Regions from separate parts of the Mus musculus genome. Here region 1 is linked to region 2. A link is a loop called in an ENCODE intact Hi-C map of the cell type or tissue named here. Cell type or tissue: left cerebral cortex. All regions are shown on one strand. Each heading gives the region's core, and the rest is flanking DNA. Links, peaks and the distances in the headings are about the cores only. Region 1 overlaps Plxna4 (plexin A4). Region 2 overlaps Plxna4 (plexin A4).

Region 1 (8,316 bases), core at 3,898-6,397, 53 kb before region 2:
TTCTCCCAGCAGAGATGACAGCGTTTTTCTCAGGTGCCTCCCGCAAGATCCTGTGACCATAGAGAGTTGTCAGGAGCCATTTTCCGTTAGGGCCAAGTGAATTGCTTACTTGGCCATTAAATCTAATAATAACCTCGAGTGTGCAGTATTTCTCTCATCATCCTCATCACAGGTGGCTACTGCTCTCAGCCTAACTTCCACGCCCCCTACCCTCCCCCTTAGGGGGCCCAAAGCACCAGCACTCTGATCTTACTTCGCCTAGGCCCTTTTATGGAGTGGGGATAGGCAGAAGTAAGGGTGCTATGTAGACTGCAGGAAAGATAGAGACATGGAGACAGTCAGGACTGTCCTTGCCAACCCAAAGGGACAGCAGAGACACTACAGTCATGTGAGAAACTTAGGGTACCTTGAGAGAGAGGAAGGGAAACTTAAGGGTTGAAATCTGGCCGTAGATTCTGTTTAGCTGTATGGCCTGTACTGGGCTTTCACGGAGAATATGTCATCTATGTAAAATAAAGCAGGGGAAGTAGACAATTTCTACATTCCCTTCAGGTACTCATGCCTATTAGGAGTAAAGTCATTGTGAATTTAAGGGTCCATTCCCAGAGCCCTCTGAAATCCCCAGTGCCTTCCTTTGCCTTCATGCACACTTGCAAGGAGAGGGAAGAAATTCAGACCACTTGCAAGGGTGAACGAACTGGGGCAGCTCTTCATATGGACTGAAGCAAGCATTCCTCTTTATATTCCAGTTTCTCTCTCCCTCTCCTAAAGTAAAATTCTGCTTATGACCCATTAAGATGTTTTCATGACACATTAATGAGTTTCTCACCACAAAAGTCACTGGATTAGGTGATTTTGAAAGAACAGTGCCTGTTTCTGGTCTGTTGTTGGAGATTAGGAAGGACAGTTCTTTTGATCTTTGTTGTCCAACTTATAGGCTTCAGGAGAGCTTTTCCTTAGGCAGGGCACTGCTGCTAGAGGTTCATGGGAAGAGGTCTCCAGAAGGAAGACTTAAGGAGTGTCCACCCTGACGCCAATTTGACTTGGTGGTTGTGAAAGGAAGCTCTGCTACTATGTATCTGCTCCTCGTCCTGAAATCTAGTCCCCTGGGAGGAAAAAGGGGGAGTGGCTTGTGTGTGTGTGTGTGTGTGTGTGTGTGTGTGTGACAGAGAGAGAGATGTCTGTGTCTGTACACACACACACACACACACACACACGTGCGCGTGTATGCTCACAGGCACTTCTACTGCTAATAGAGAAAGCAATCCCTGGCTGTAGTTGGTCCTCAGCAGCTAACACTGATGGGTATCTTTAAGGAATTGTCTACATTTGTAGAGGTGCTGTTCCATAAGGGTTGGTATTCCCACAAAGTGAGAGCTGAGATTTATGGGGCTCTGGGAGAACACCTAGAACATGGACACTCCCCCAAAGAAGGAAGCAAACACTGTATTTCCTTCCTGGAAGATATTCTGAAAGAAGATACTCTCCAAGGCTTCACCAAGGACATTTCCTTGTAAACCATGATGGAAACACCTCAAGGGAGGCCTGGCAACATTAGCATTACTCAGGGATCCTTCCGTACATCCCCCACCCCTGCCACCCCTTTCCTCCAAAAAGAGAACTCACCTAATTTATTAAAGTCCTTCAAACCAAACAGGGCTTTGCTTACATATTTAGTTACCGTTTGCATGCTCATTAGATGCATTTAATAATTGGGATGATTTTATAGCATCTCAACCTTCTTATTTCTGCACTATGAGTCATCTCTCTAATAGAATTCTTATGGCCTGGTATAAGATACAGAAGCAGCAGGGGGTGGACAGAAGTAGACATATTTTTTGCACAGAGAGCGGTCTCATGTTTATATTCACGAAGAACTAGACCCTCTGCTAAGAATCACCCCCTGGTGCTTTGTGAGCTATTTTGCTCACTGTAGCAAGAGACACTTTGGATCCTGTGGCCTGATAGTAACCAGTGGGAAGTCCACGTTCAGGCTCAGAAAGGACATTAGGGCAGCATCGGGGCCGGACCACATGGGTGGCACAGCAGAGCACAAGGATCTCAAATAGCCCGCCCCTCTTCACTAGAGGAAAAATAGTTTCCCTGATATTTCTTCAAGCCTACCTTCAGACAGCCCACGGAGCAGTGGCTGGGATGCCAACATTGGCTATAACAAGGTGGCTGTCCACAGGGGCTAATTTATTTCAGATGTTACTTCAAACTCTTTAATAAAAAATGCAAGCTCTGTGGTTCTCGTTACCGGGTCTTTCTGTTAACCAGAATGCCAGCGCGTTACCCTGACAGTTCAACATTGGAGATAAGTGTTCTAAGCCCTGTGAAAGTCTGCACTGCTTCTGTTAATTAAAAAAAATTAGTCAGCATAGTTTTATTTTGAAATACAACTTACTGTCTCTTAATCTCTTAACAGTTCATCCTCCTTGGGCTGTTTGTATCCCAAGCCGAAGGCAGACTTAAGCACAGTCTGCGAGGCTGCTGGTTATACCCACTTCTACAGAGACCACAACGTTAAAGTTAGGGTTCTGAGGCTGGGAAGGGGAGGAGGATCAGTTGGTAAGTGCATGTCTTCCAAGCAGTGCCAGGAACTGTGTTTTGACCACTAGAACTCAAATAAAAATATCGTACATGATTGTACATGTCTGTAAACCCAATGTTAGCGAGGTGGAGACAGGAAGATCTCTTAGTCCACTGGTTAGGGAGTCTAAGCCCAGTGGGTGAGACAATGAGAAATCCTGCCTCAAAAATTACAGACAGCCTTCCTTCCTGAATAATGACATTTAAGGTTGTCCTCTGCCCCACCTCCAAATGTACCTACACCCACCCATGCTTGCCACTTGTGTGTGCATACATACACACACACACACACACACACACACACATACGCGCGCATACATGTGTCAACAAAAATTATGAAAAGAAACAAAAGGTTCTGGGATCATGAGCAATCTGAACCTTTGAGTGCAGAAGGAAGACACTAAATAAACAGTGTTCCTTTTTCTATAACAAGGGGGTGGCTCAGCAATTGCCAAGGTCTAATTATTCTATGATGTGCTGACTCGGAAGCCTGTGTTCTCTGTCAGAGGTTGTTCATTCCCAATGCCACCTTCCTTTTCTGCCCTGCCCCCATCACAGAGTTCATTTTCCTTAAATGACTCAGCCTTGTTGGGAGGGTTTCTAGTACTTTCATCATGGGGCTCCCTGAACTAAAATAGAAGCCTCCTCAGCCCTGATTTTATCATTAAAGTTCAAGGCCACCCTACATTAAATTGGCATATTTTGACACTGTCCGTGAAATGATGAGTTTCAACTGATGAAACAAAGACATTGTTTTCCTCTCATTCAAACCCAGCAAATGCAGGTTCATAGCATCTCTACACTGTGACTCTAGGGCCTGCACCCAAAAGCCCATATTCTATCTGGTTTGCTGCTTTCTGTGAAGACAGTCTCCCCATTCTAGAAGGGGATGGGGGCCTGCTGATACCTTTGGCAAGACCAGCAGAGCCACTGGGCTACTGTCTGCTGAGAAGGAAGACACCATGGGCACAGAGATAAACAGCCTCCCAGACTGAGAGAGACGTTGCCAGACCTTGGAGGAATGAAAGTGGGGATGACATATTCTTTATCATCTGCTTGCCTGCCGCTCATGGCAGCTACTGAGGACCCAGCTGAGAACAAGAGGGAAAGCCATGCTCTCACGAAAAGAGCTTCTGCTCTCTAAGTAATCTACTCCTGTTTCTGGATTTAAGATTTCATTAGCTCCATTAGGAACACAAATACGTATGCCAATAGCTTTGTTTCATCCAGAGCAACTGATGGTCTATCCCCCAATCAGCTAACGGGCTTTAATCCTGGCCAGATCCAACATGCTGAGCATATGATCCAAGCAGCATACATTTTTTCTGGATTCTGCCTTTTCCATAAGTATCATTCCCAAGTTCTTGATTATATAGCCTGATGAGAGGTTTGGAGTAGGAGCTTCAGAAATATGCCCAGTGGGATCTGTGCATGTACAGTCTCTCCCTACTTGGTATCTGTTCTAGTTTGGGTCTGACATATGCCCCCTCCAAAGCTCCTACATTGAAGCCTTGATCTCCACTGCATTTGTGTTCAGAGAGGGACTTATGCAAAGTGATAGGATCACAAGAACTTTGACTTCATGAGTGGATTGACCCATTGATGAACTTTATAACTTAAAAGGCTATGGTGAGTCAAGTTCTCTCTCTTCCTCCCTTTGCTCCCTGTTCAGCATCAGGTAAACAATGTGTCAACATGCTCCTGCTGCCATGATTTTCTGCTTCATGACTGGCCAACTATGAACCGAGCCCTTTGAAGCCAAGTAAAGCTGTCCTCCTCTCAAGTTGTTGATCTTGGGAGATGGATTAGACAAAAAGTGCCTGATTTCATAACCTGACCACTCTGCTTTTCTCCATTGAGAAGTTTCTGGATGTATTCTGTGAGTTTCCTCAACGAGGATACAGATGAGATGTACATTTCCTAAAGATTTACTTCATGGAAGGTGTGGGCCTCCTGGGTAGGGAGGAGCTGGTTGGATTCGTGTCAGCATAGTAACTATACTATACTACTCAAGGCAATCGGCTGACACTGGGGAAAGGATCGTTTTGGTGCTTTCAGTCCCTTGTCAGTTGGCCCTGTGACCTTCGGGTCTGTGATAAGTCTCTATACTACAGCTAGAATACTGGGTTTGGTTTGTCTAATGACCAGAAACGAAAGAGAGATTGAGGTCCTTACATCACTTTCAAGGGCACATTCCCAATGGCCTAACTCTTCCATTAGATGCCACGTCCTTAAGGTTCTAGTCCCTCCTCTCCAGGCTAGAGAACACATTTTAATGCATGAATCTCGGACGACATTTAGATTCAAATAGCAGCAGTGGCCTGCCAGCACTCTTCTTGCAAATCAAGCAAACGACTAAGTTGAGGTGAGAGACAAGGGAGCACACAGAAAGTAAAAGTGGGATTTGAACACACAATGTTCACACTACAGAGCTCTCTTCACCAAAATGCCTCTCAGCAAAAATGACTGTGTACCTACCTATAGCTTCTTCATTGTCCTGCCTGTCTCTCCCATTTCCCAGACCAAAATTTATATTCCACAGGGGTAGCAGCCAAGTCTCTGTTGACTACGGAAATAACTCCTGTAGGTCTAAAAATTAATAGCCAATCAGAGCAGCCACGTTGCTGCTATGTGGACTTCGTCTCCTACCGCAGCCAGCTTCCTGCCTCTACTCACTCCCTTCACACCCAGGAAATGTGGGACTTGGAGCCAACAAAAGCTGCTTCTCTCAATCCACTCTGCTGTTGTAATAACAAACCATAAAATTAACTAAATTTCACCACAGTGTAATATGCTGCATAAAAGCTGTGGCAATGTGTCTGCGGGGCAGAGGAGGGCTCCATAGAAATCCGTTTCTCTTTATTGCATGGCTGACACTGCAGTTTCTCCCCTAGAAAGATGGGGGGGGGGGAGTGTCACATGAGCAAAATCAGAATAGATATACTTCAGATACCTGTTATGAACACATGTACGGTAGACTGACAGGCAAATCAAATCTTACAGGAGTTCTGTACACATGAAATGTCAGACACATATTCCCCGCTGTGAAAGCACCTACAACTGTATATGTGAATACTTGCATACTTGTGCAGAAATATAAAAACAAATGGTACAGCTATAGCTGGTTTGGAGACATTCGTTCTTGCTCAGCACTGGTGCTCAAGGGGTTATTAGACAGACTGGGAGATATACTCGTCTCTTTGCAAGCTTTTTTCCACCAGTAGATACATCACAGCCCTCTGCCATCAACCAATAAACCCCAGTTATAGCAAGCTTAAACTATATTGTAGAAGCAATGTTTAAAATCTGGAACACTCTCTGCCTGACCTAACTCTGAGAAAGAAGCCATCCAAAATGACACAAGCAGCTGCCATGCCCAAGTGAACAGGAAGTAATCAGCTTGAAGGACTATGAAGCTCTGCTGTGAGAGCATGTCTAGGCTGGACAAAAATGTCCCTTGCTCACTAACTGGGGTTTTCTTCACACTGGGAGAGAAGGGTTATGTGTGGTGGTGGCAGGCCAAGAAGTCATTTCCGGCAGCTGGGCATATCTGGCTCATTGCACTGACCCTTGCAGCTCCCATAACCACCAACCCCACAAGGCAAAGCAAGGATGTTCTCCTGATTGTCAGTTCTAAGTCCTTCCCAGAGGAGCAAGCTAAGCCTGGTAATTCTTGTGCCGAGGGGAAGCAGCTGCTCATCACACAGACACTGTAGAAACCTGTTATTTACCTCTGGAACTAGCTGCCTCTCAAACCCACAGCCACTTCCACACTCACAGAACCCATGTTCCCAGCTGCGCACTACAGTGAGGGCATGGTCTGCTAATGTCAGCTTCAGAAAGGATTGTGGGATGGAGGGCTGTGTATGTCTTGGAGAGAATACCGGAATAAGAGCCAGGAGACCCAGGTCTATTCTGCCTCTGTGGCCAGCATGGGGAACAGAACAGTGAACACCAAATTCCCCTTAGTCCCTAATGGAGACAGTGACACTTTTGTGGGTCATTGAGGCTCCTCTAAACTCTTACTACTCCAAGGTAGCTTCAGATCCCTTTAAAATTGAATATGAATGCCAATTCAATTCATTTCTTTTCTTTTCTTTCCCTCCTTGTAGGGGTAATCTCTTGTGTATGGAAGCATCAAGTTATCAGAGCCATCAACTACTAAGGCCAGCTAAAACATGGTGTTTTATGCTTTTCATGACATGAGCTGTTTCATGCTTTCAGGACAAATTGTCTTTCAAAGGCTGCCAGCAGAGTAATTACACAGATATTTACACAATGATTATCTGACATCCTCACCCTCACCATAGGAGGATATTCTATAGATAGCCACACAGCCTCCTAGTCTAGCCTGGAATGTCTCTTAAGAGAAACAATGCTTAGCATTCAGTCAATAATTGCTTAGTGACCACACTGCAAATATCAGAGGGTGACAAGAGTCTGGCTCTGGAGACATACAATTGAGTAAGACACAGGGCCTGTCTTCAAAAATAAATGGAAAGCGATGGTCCAGCTGTCCACTTTGCTCATCCAACACTAGACGGACAAAGAAAGAGCCATTTTCTCCCTGAGAAGGCATGTGACATTCAGATGTAGCACTGTTCTCTATGACAGCACCTTTCAGGGATATGGAGGATATGGAAGATAAATGGAGGCCTACAGATATGTTTGTGATGAGAGGCTCCACCCTGCCATTCTCGCAATGGGCTCAGATGATCTCTTGGTGAAGGGATGCAGAGTGCAATGGTGTTCTTATATCTGGTCCTTTCAAACACCAGATAAAGTGAAGCCTGGTGAAGAAAGAGCAACATGTGGAACATAGAATGCCAAGACCTCTACTTCCCCCACCTCTGAGGACAGTCACATAGTGTTTAGCCAGATTACAGGTTCAACTTTCTCTCTCCTGATAAGAAGGTTCTTGAAATTCCTCTTTATGTAAATGAAGCATTCCCAGGCCTCCATCCTAGCCAATAGCTATATCCACCTTGGTATTTCCTACCCAATCCCCAAGACCCATATAGCCCTTGTTCACCCTGAATAAAGTTTAGCTGTGTGGTTAAAGATGATACTGGAAGTCAATCTATCTGTCAGTATTCATGCCAACTGAACCCTACTCTTCTCTCAACCCCCATCCCTTTCTCCTTGAGGGCCAATGGCCAACAGCTCCTGGGGAAAAGGGAGGGTCACACTTGCCTGGGTTTCCTTACCCTTGTCCCCACAACAGAGAGACCCATGGATTTAGCATCCCCACAAGACAGCTTTGCTTAATAGAGAAAAACAGACAAGAGGGCACAGAGACAAATGAGGAGCAGTAAAAGGCATGAAAAAGAGAGCATCACCCTCAAGTCCCATTTTCTGCCACCAAGCTCATTCTGTTGAGTCCACAGAGCTGTGCAGAGACAGGAGATGCAGGCTGGAAGAAGTAGATGTCAAGAGTCTCAACCACAACCCCGGGGAGTTAGGAAGTCTGAGGTCTCCTGTCAGATCTGAGTTGTATCGGAAGACAACCGAGCATATTTTATAAGCATTGGACAATTCTTTGGAAGAACAAGGGGAGAAATAGCAGCAGAAAGCTTTCTCCAATCCTTGGGCCTTGCAGCCTTTAACACACCACATTTCATCCAAACTAAGGCACCAATTGTACACCATGCTATAATTTTATGTACTACTAAAATAGAAAGAAAAAAAGCAAAAAACAAAAAAAGCACTAGCAATTAAGTATGA
Region 2 (8,316 bases), core at 3,293-5,792:
GAAAAAAACACTAGAAGCACCACCATATGTAGAATCTCTTTTTATATAAAAGGGGGAAAGCATGAACGTACACAGATGCACACCCATGTGTACACACACACACACGAGTTTCTCAATGGCACATCCTCCTGTGACCAACATGATACCTCACTCACAAATTACACAAACTGAAGGATGAAGCAGTGTAGGATCATCCAATAAATCATAAGCACACATCAAAATCTAACCCCTCAACTAAACCTGGGCCTGATCAACATCATATCAGTTTTGAATGCTGGAGTGGTTGATCTGCAAATGATGTGAGATCATTTGGAGCATAGTTATTCACCACTGATCCCTTTGCTCTCTGAGTGATTGTACTTTAATTAACATTTAGTAAAGATTGTGAGATCATCCATGAAGCGGCTCTATGTAGGGGATTCCCTGAAGCTCAGAAGAGAAAGGCAAAAAGAACCCCGTCTATTGACAGGCAATGAAAGCTGGGCACAGTGGTGTACAACAGCAATCTCAGCACTTGGGAAGATGGAGAAAGGATTGTGAGTTTAAGAGCAGCCTGGGCTATTTAGTGAGACTCAGTCTCAAAAAACAAAACAAAGCAAGCAAACAAACAAAAAGCCTAGATGATTGACCAACAACTGACTGACTGACTGACTGACTGGCTGACTGACTGACTGACTGACTGACTGACTGGCTGACTGACTGACTGGCTGGCTGAATGACTAAATATTAGAAGGGTCTATCAGCTCTTCCACTCAGGACCAGACATCAAGGCTGGAGAATGGGAGGAAGAAGGCAAGTTTGAAAGAAGACCCGCCAGTCCTGCCAGTCCTCACTCCCCGGGGTCATCCCACCAGGGCTGGCCAGTATGCCTGACAGCTCACAGTAGTCCAAGAGCAACAAAGACCTCCTCTGCTGAGAGAAAACCAGACTATGTTTTTGTCTCTAGCCACTCCCCCAGCAGCCCGGGTCCTGCCAAAGGACTGCAGGTCAAGCCTGGGAGAGCTCCAGCTGGCCCGGTTCCCCTCATAACTGCACTTGGCTTCATTAACCCAGCCCTCCCCTTCCAGCCAGTGGGGCAGGAAGCCTTCTCTGGGCCTGTTTTTCAGCCTGTTTTTTCTCTCTCTCAGAAGTGGGGCAGATGGTTGCCACAGTAGAAGGAGAGCCCGCTGGGAAGGGAGAGAGTGAGCTGCCCAGGTTTGGGATGGCACCTCAGGGCTTTGCACACAGGTGACCTGGCACCCAGTCTCCTGGCATTTCCTGGCACAGCCCTCCTGATAAGCTTAACCTTTGTCTGAGATCACTGGAATTCTGCCTCAGAAAAGGAAACACTGAACTGAGCGTGGAAAACAGGGGGAGATGGGATGATGCCAAAAACCTTGCTGGAAATCCTTAGCAGGGATTACCGTCTCCAGGATATGTTGCCCTAGACAGGGTACTTTTGTCCGGGAGCTCAGAACATCTGAAAGTCTCAGAGGTATTCTCTAACCCGAGGCTTCTCAAACTTTCTGTGGTAGAGAGCCATTTGGTGAAAATTTTCCAGTCTTTCGTAGAAGGATACATTTGTCAAATACCAAGCAAATGACTAGAAAAAATAAAATAGCAAATGACAGCATGCAAATTCATTGGGCATACCCCCTGATCCCGAACAATATCGAAGTGCTGTGTGCATTTCCAAGTCTTCACCCTCTGATATCTGCCCTGAACAGACCATTAACACATTGTTCACAGACCATACTTCGGTCTAGTCTAGACTCAGTATATGGTTCAAGTACCCAGAGCTTCGGAGCGCATTAGAAATGCCCAATCTCATGTGTCACCCAAGACCTACTTAGTGAGAATTTTGCATTCTCGAAAAGCACACCCCCCACCGAGTAGTTTTGAGTATGATACCCACCATTTGAGATATGGTGGAATTGAGCAGGCTCATTGTTTAATGCACTACAAAAGGTTTTTTCACACTCAACTTAGAGATGTCTTTGAGTAAAAAAGGTACTTTGTGTTAAAGCATCTTAGCAGAGGGGCTAAAGGAATGGCTCCGTCGGCAAAGAGCTCCTCTTTAAAAGATAAGGCTTGAACCCTAGGACACATGTGACATAAAGCCAGGCATGGTGGCATATGCTTATAATCCCAGCATTGGGGAAGTGGAGACAAGCAGATCGCTGTGGGTTGCTGGCAGCCAGCCTGACCTACTTGGCAACTACCAGGCCAATAGGAGACTCTGGAGATGGAGAGCAGGGCAAAGAGGGAGAGATAAAAAAAAGTGAATGAACAAGGTAGATAGTTTCAGAGGAACAACATATGAAGTGGTCTTCAGGCCTCCACACAACACATATACATATGTGCATATACACCTGCACACACAAGAGCACATGCATATGCATATACACATATACACATACATATACACATATACAAAAGCATATTAACTATGTTGGAGTAGAAGGCAGGTGTAAAGATGAACTCTTTTATGGATATTCGGTAACTGAGCAGAAACAAAGCAGAGAAAATGTGGAAGATGGAGACCCCCACCATGGCCGGATGATACTGTGGCTTAGAAGCTTCCAGACAAGGAATGCCATACAGGCTAGATCAACAGTGAGCCAGAAGAGTAAGAGTGAGGGGTGACAGATGGTTCAGAGCTGCTGTGAGGATAAGGAGCATTTCATAGGGTGATATGATCTGAGGTCAAGGAATGGGGGGCGACTTGATGCAGTAACTGAAAGGGCTGGCCTGAGTGGAGACAGTAGTCTATTTATTTACATCACCTCTATTGGCCAGCTGAATGTTATTCAAGGAGTTGGTTACCAGTCACTAGGCTATGCACAGTCAGCTGTAACTTCTCCCCTAATCTGTTTGGGCCATTTAAGGCTCTCCATATCCTAGTCTGTCTCCAGCATAGATCCAAAGAGGCTGGATGCTCCCAGGGTCCTCTCTGCCCTTCCATCTTTCTACATGCCACTGCCTCTGCCTCGGACTGCAGACTTGTTTCAATCAATTTCCGCTGAGTGGCAGGTTAGTATTTCCTTAATAAAGCCAACCTGTACAGGAGTGAGAAGACAGTCATGGTGGCCTGAGCCACCCCTGAATTCTCTGAGCATCATATAAGTATGACACTGACATCAGTAACTAATCCCCAATAGGAGATTCTTCCCATTCTCCAATATTAATTCTTTGATACGGGGTAACCCTTGAAACTGGGGTCTTCAGTGATCACCATTCCCAAGTCATCCAGTCAGTCTGTTTCTCTGCCTGAGACCAAAATGAGAAAAGCAGTGTTTAATAAATCCCAGGATTAACTAAGCTTAGTCACTAAATGACAGCGGCATTTTTTTGTGTATGCTTAACATTATGACATTATCAACTACTTTGACTCTCAGTTTGTGTTCAGAACACTTGCTTGTGATCATTCCATTTCCTTTGGCCTTGGCCTTGTATCTTTTGCTCCCAAAGGGGCTCCAGCCTTCAAACCCCTGAAGAATAAATCAATGTGAGTTGGGCCCCATAGCTCTTCTCTCTCACTCCCTAGAGTCCCCAGGCCTACATGCTGGGGCACACTAGCTTCAAGAGTGGCTCATGTCTAGGATTCAGGATTGTAGGAATTTGAACAAGAGATTCAGGGGATTGTGTCTCAATCCCTCCTCTAACCCAGGAAGACATTGAGGAACACTAGCCTTAATTACCTCACACTTCAAAGTGGGATACCAAGCCCTGGAACAGATGAGGGGACCTGGAGCTGAGGGTGCATAGCATAGTAACTGATAACCAACTCCTTGAATACCAGTCAGCTGGCCAATAGATATGATATAGATAAATGGCTTCTGTCTCTTGTCAGGCTAGCCCTTTCAGTTATGGAATAACTGAATAATGGAGTGCCAAGCAGCTCAGACAAGTTGTAGCCTACCCAGAACTCTGACTGGAAGGCATAGCTACAAACCCAGCTATCACAAACATCTTCTGACAAAGTAGGTCCCCAAACAAGCCAGAGTGTGACCCACTCATCTTTGTTCCTCATGGGTAGCCAGAACACCCCACCCTCAGAGCGGCCACTAGAAACGCTTGTCTGTGCAGTGTATCACTTGAGAACAGAACACTCAGCTCAGGCTCCCCTCTCATTGGTTGCTCAGGAGATGGGCTGTGACATCTTTTTTCCATTCTGTGCTTCTGGGTTTTCAGTCTTATAAAATGATGTCATCAAGAAAAAGAAAAATTCTTGGCTGGTGACTCAAAAGCCAGGGAGCAGAGGAGGCTTGTGGGGCAGTAAGGGACACAGAGGGCCAGCTCTGTCATCTCTCCTAAGCTCTACAGTCTAAGGAGTTCCCCATTGACCCCCTCCCCTTCCCTCCTCTCCTTCTGAATGAACAAAAGGCTGACGGAGCCTTGTTTCTGTCCTCCCCCAGAAACCAGGCAGCTTGACTGGAAAGATGATGTACATCCATCTAAGAGTATGGGCTATGCCTCATGTTAAGCAGGACAGGGGTGGCCTGTGTGCCTGGTAGTGTGGCCACCTTCCAAGATGACATCAGTATGGCTTCTGTGCTCACAGCTACTCATTCTACATTTGTGCTCCCCTACATAAACCACAGGGATGAATAAGACCTTACCCTGAGCCTGGAGAGGGGGAAGGACCTTAGCCAACCTTTAACCTGAGGACCGATGAATGAGCAGGGCTGACAGTGGCCACAAGGAAGGAGTCAGAGGTGGAGCATGCTAGGAAGAGACCTGAAGGATGGATATAGCCAATTCAAGGTACCAATAGTGGTGGGGACCTGGGAGACCAAATCCTATCTCTTTCTTTTCATTGCCATCCTTCTGCCAAGAATGCTTATGACATTGTTCCCTGTCACCAGGTGGCTTAGAAGTCCATAGAGGCTCTGAAGACTATGGAGCTCAGTGAAAGACCCAGGACAGGCACATGTGTCAAAAGCCACCTGAGCTTGTTTTGTTCTGTTCTCTTCTGGTCCTTAAACCCACTCAGCCCATATTATGAAACCAATAAGTAAGTATAAACATGGAGAAAAAAATTGGGCCTTTAGCATGGTGGGGACAAATGAGGTTCTGATATATTTCCAAGTGGGAATGACATGAGGTATTCTTTTCAGATATTCATGGTTTCAGATATGTCTTTTAAGCGTAAGGTATTTTCCCCAGCCCACCCTTCATTCACTTCCAGAGTTCTCCTCTCTGAGTCCCCAGCTCAGATTCACCATACCCTGATAAGTAGCTCAGGAGACAGGGACGTTTTGGATGGGTATCAGATGCCCAAGACGTTTAAGTTGCTGTCTGGTCTCATTGTTCTTCTATATAGGTTGGAGTGCTCAGCCTCTGTGCTATCAAGTGCCTGGCTTAGCAGCTGCTGTGGAAACAGCCAGTATCTAACCTGCTCTGGGCCATCCCAATGGAACCTTGTCAGAGACTGTGGATATCTAATAAATCACAGCAAAGACCCCAGGCCAGTCAGTAGATACACATGGATATTGTTGTTTGCAAAACTTCAGTGATACTCAGATATGCTGCCTCTGTGCCAGGTGAGCAGCCAGGTCTGGGTCTCTAACAACATAGAAACCTCTCTTCTCAAGTTGAGAAGACGGACCACCTAATCTTCCCCAGCAAGGTCCTGTCTGCCCCTCTTCACCCCATAGACCAGTTACATTAAACTGTGATGGAACCCTGCTCTAATTGTTAGTTGCATGCTCTGTGGTTTCAAAGACTATTCCCCACCAACTGCTTGGAGATATCTACTGGCTCATCACAGCTAACCTGTGCTCGCTCTGTACCTGTGTAACATGTCCATCATTATAGCCAATTTCAGTGGTGGCCCTCAGCTCCTTCACCCATAGGGACACTTTCTTTCTCTCTCCAAGGTTCCTGAAGGTCATCACTCTGACTCCCCAGCCAGACATTGCTGCTCTAAGTTAAGAAGTTTGCCCTTCTTATAAGGCTATCAGGCAAACACTGAAGACACTTCCAGGCATGCAGTAGAACTGTTGGTTGGGGCTGATTTCTTAAGAGGGTGTCATGAACCCAATGGCAGAGCCATGAATGGGAAGAACACAGCCTCACACTGCAACTGGGCTTTGTAGCCAGGGCTAAGAGCCCACCAAGCTCATTGCTCAGCTCCTGATCTTATTATCCCAGCATCTTCTTATTCTACTTGAGAAGTAGTTACTGAGATCGCACCAGAGGCCACTGTACAGCGAACTGAGAATTGAGAGGACAATGGTATCAGACATGGTATCAACTCTCTGGAGATGCCAGAACTAGGAAAGACAGAAGAAAGGATAGTAGTGTTGAGGAAAGACTGTGCTACGTACCCATGGCTGAGGCTCCAGACACCCCAGGAGTGCAAAGAATGCCCAGTACAGTGGGCTAAGGGGAAGCCAAATTCATCTAAGATGCCAGGACATGGATCCCTCTTCAGAGTGGGGATATAAAGCCTGGGGTTGCCTGAGAAGCCTAGCTGTGCAGCCAGAAGCCACCCCGCCACCAGACACATTACCAATTCCAGGCACAGAGCCCATAAGACCCAGGCCACCCATTCACACCACAGTGTCTTCTTTATTTTTTCTCATGCTAACTGGCCTCCCTGTCTGACCTTCCCCAATCCTCCAATAACCTGGGTGTCTGTCTGGCTAGCAGCCACCCAGAATTTATTTATTTTAATTTTTTTTCCAAGCCCTGGCTGAGACCCAGGACACATGGGAAGGGGTGGGGAAAGGGGGATGGGCTCAGCTTATGCTAAACCTGCTCTCCCATTCAGCCACTGTGCTGGGCAGCCAAGTTGCCTCTGAAGTGATGCCCAGCCGGGAAGGGCTGCCTCTGTCCTACCCTCTAGGGACTGCCAGGCTGAACTAGTACAGATGGCACTGGCAGATGCCAGCATCAAGGGAGCTCCCTCCTCCTGGCTAATGAGGGAGCAGGTGAGAGAACCAGAGAACCAGACCAAGGGTGAGAAGTGGAACAAACATTAAATTAAAATTAGGAAACCTGGATTCTAACCCCAATTCTGTAACTAATAGGCTGGGTGATAGTGCACAAGTCACATTGCATCGGGACACCTCTCTGAACTTGAATGTCCCCGTGATCTGGGCCCATGCCTCTGTTCTAGGAGCGAGCATACTGATTTGATAGGAGACAGCTCAGGTCCTGATTTCTATACAACTGACCTGCTGGGGAATCCTGGGCAAATCCTGTTAACCTCCTGCTAATGATAGCAGACTATGAGAGGTCACATCCCATATAGAATGGGGCCAAAATGAAACTAACACAAAGGGCTTAGGCCACCACTGGATTCAGGATGGAGTCAGAGGATTTATGAAGCCCAACACAGGAGTCCAGTGTGGAGTCGGCAGTCTGTCCACCTATCCCATACTGCTCTGACCCACCTTCCATGCTTTCTTGCCCTTATTGGATCTCTTATAACACAAGTCTTCTATGGCCATCAGTAGCTTAGATCTAGCAACCTACTAAGCTCTCAATCTGGGAATTATCAGCCTTTGGGGACCCAACTCCCCATCACATCCTCATGTGGCCTTCCCTTTGGGAGCAGTGGGCTACTGCATGGTCCTGTAGATGTACATCTCATCCTCCTGCAGGCCCACAGCAAGCAGACCTTAGCCAGCAAGAGGGGCATTTGAGCATTTAACTGCACCTCTCCCACTTGGAAGGGATGGAGAAATGTCAAACAACAACAACAACAACAGCAAAAAGTGCTTTGGGGCTAATATAAAGGCTGGCTTGGCAGCTGCTCCAGACTTCTCGGAAGTACAAGACAGAAAATCAGTTTCTCATATGCTAGTACACACACTGGAGGATGAGGAAGGTTGGTCGTTATCTGGGGCAGAAAGGAGTTGGTAGAGTTAAGGACAGACTAGGCAGGAAGTTGCTTTAAATGTCAATACTATCAAAGGAGGATACAAATGAAAACCTGGAGAAACTCTGTAGAAAAGGGTACAACAAGAAGAAGTGGGGGACAGCAGCCTGGAGCCTGGCAGCATCCTTGCTAAGTTTCTCAGGCAGCCATACTTCTTTGAGCTATGCAGTACATGAAATCTCTAAGGCCTGTGATGGCAGAAACAGAGAGGAAGGACTGTTCCTCCAACCCTCCCACCCCCACCAACACACACACCAGGATGCACTGGTGCCTCTGATAGACCCTTTGCTGATTAATTCTGATTGTCAATTTGACATAATCTAGAGTCACTGAGAAAGAAGTCTCAATGAGAAATTGCCTATATTAGGTTGACCTATGGGCATGTTTGTGGAGGACTATTTTGATTAAGTTAATTGCAGTGAGAAGGTCCACCCACCGTGGGCAGC

Evidence for each region. Peaks named below come from ENCODE experiments on the same cell type or tissue, not always from the same donor. Only the 100,000 strongest peaks of a DNase experiment are listed, where the experiment ranks them.
Region 1: a loop joins it to region 2, with 3 times the contacts of the local background. A loop is called at or near these places in 2 of 42 quality-filtered maps.

Annotation. Positions count from the first base shown.
Region 1 is chr6:32,343,064-32,351,379 of GRCm38, forward strand. All of the region lies in intron 3 of Plxna4 (plexin A4), which reads right to left. Among named protein-coding and RNA genes, the nearest start is that of Plxna4os1, 160 kb to the right of the region's middle. In left cerebral cortex, for the core only: no CTCF peak of the experiment used is centred there; a DNase peak (open chromatin) is centred at 5,244.
Region 2 is chr6:32,396,277-32,404,592 of GRCm38, forward strand. The region is part of intron 3 of Plxna4 (plexin A4); the gene reads right to left. Among named protein-coding and RNA genes, the nearest start is that of Plxna4os1, 110 kb to the right of the region's middle. In left cerebral cortex, for the core only: no CTCF peak of the experiment used is centred there; no DNase peak of the experiment used is centred there.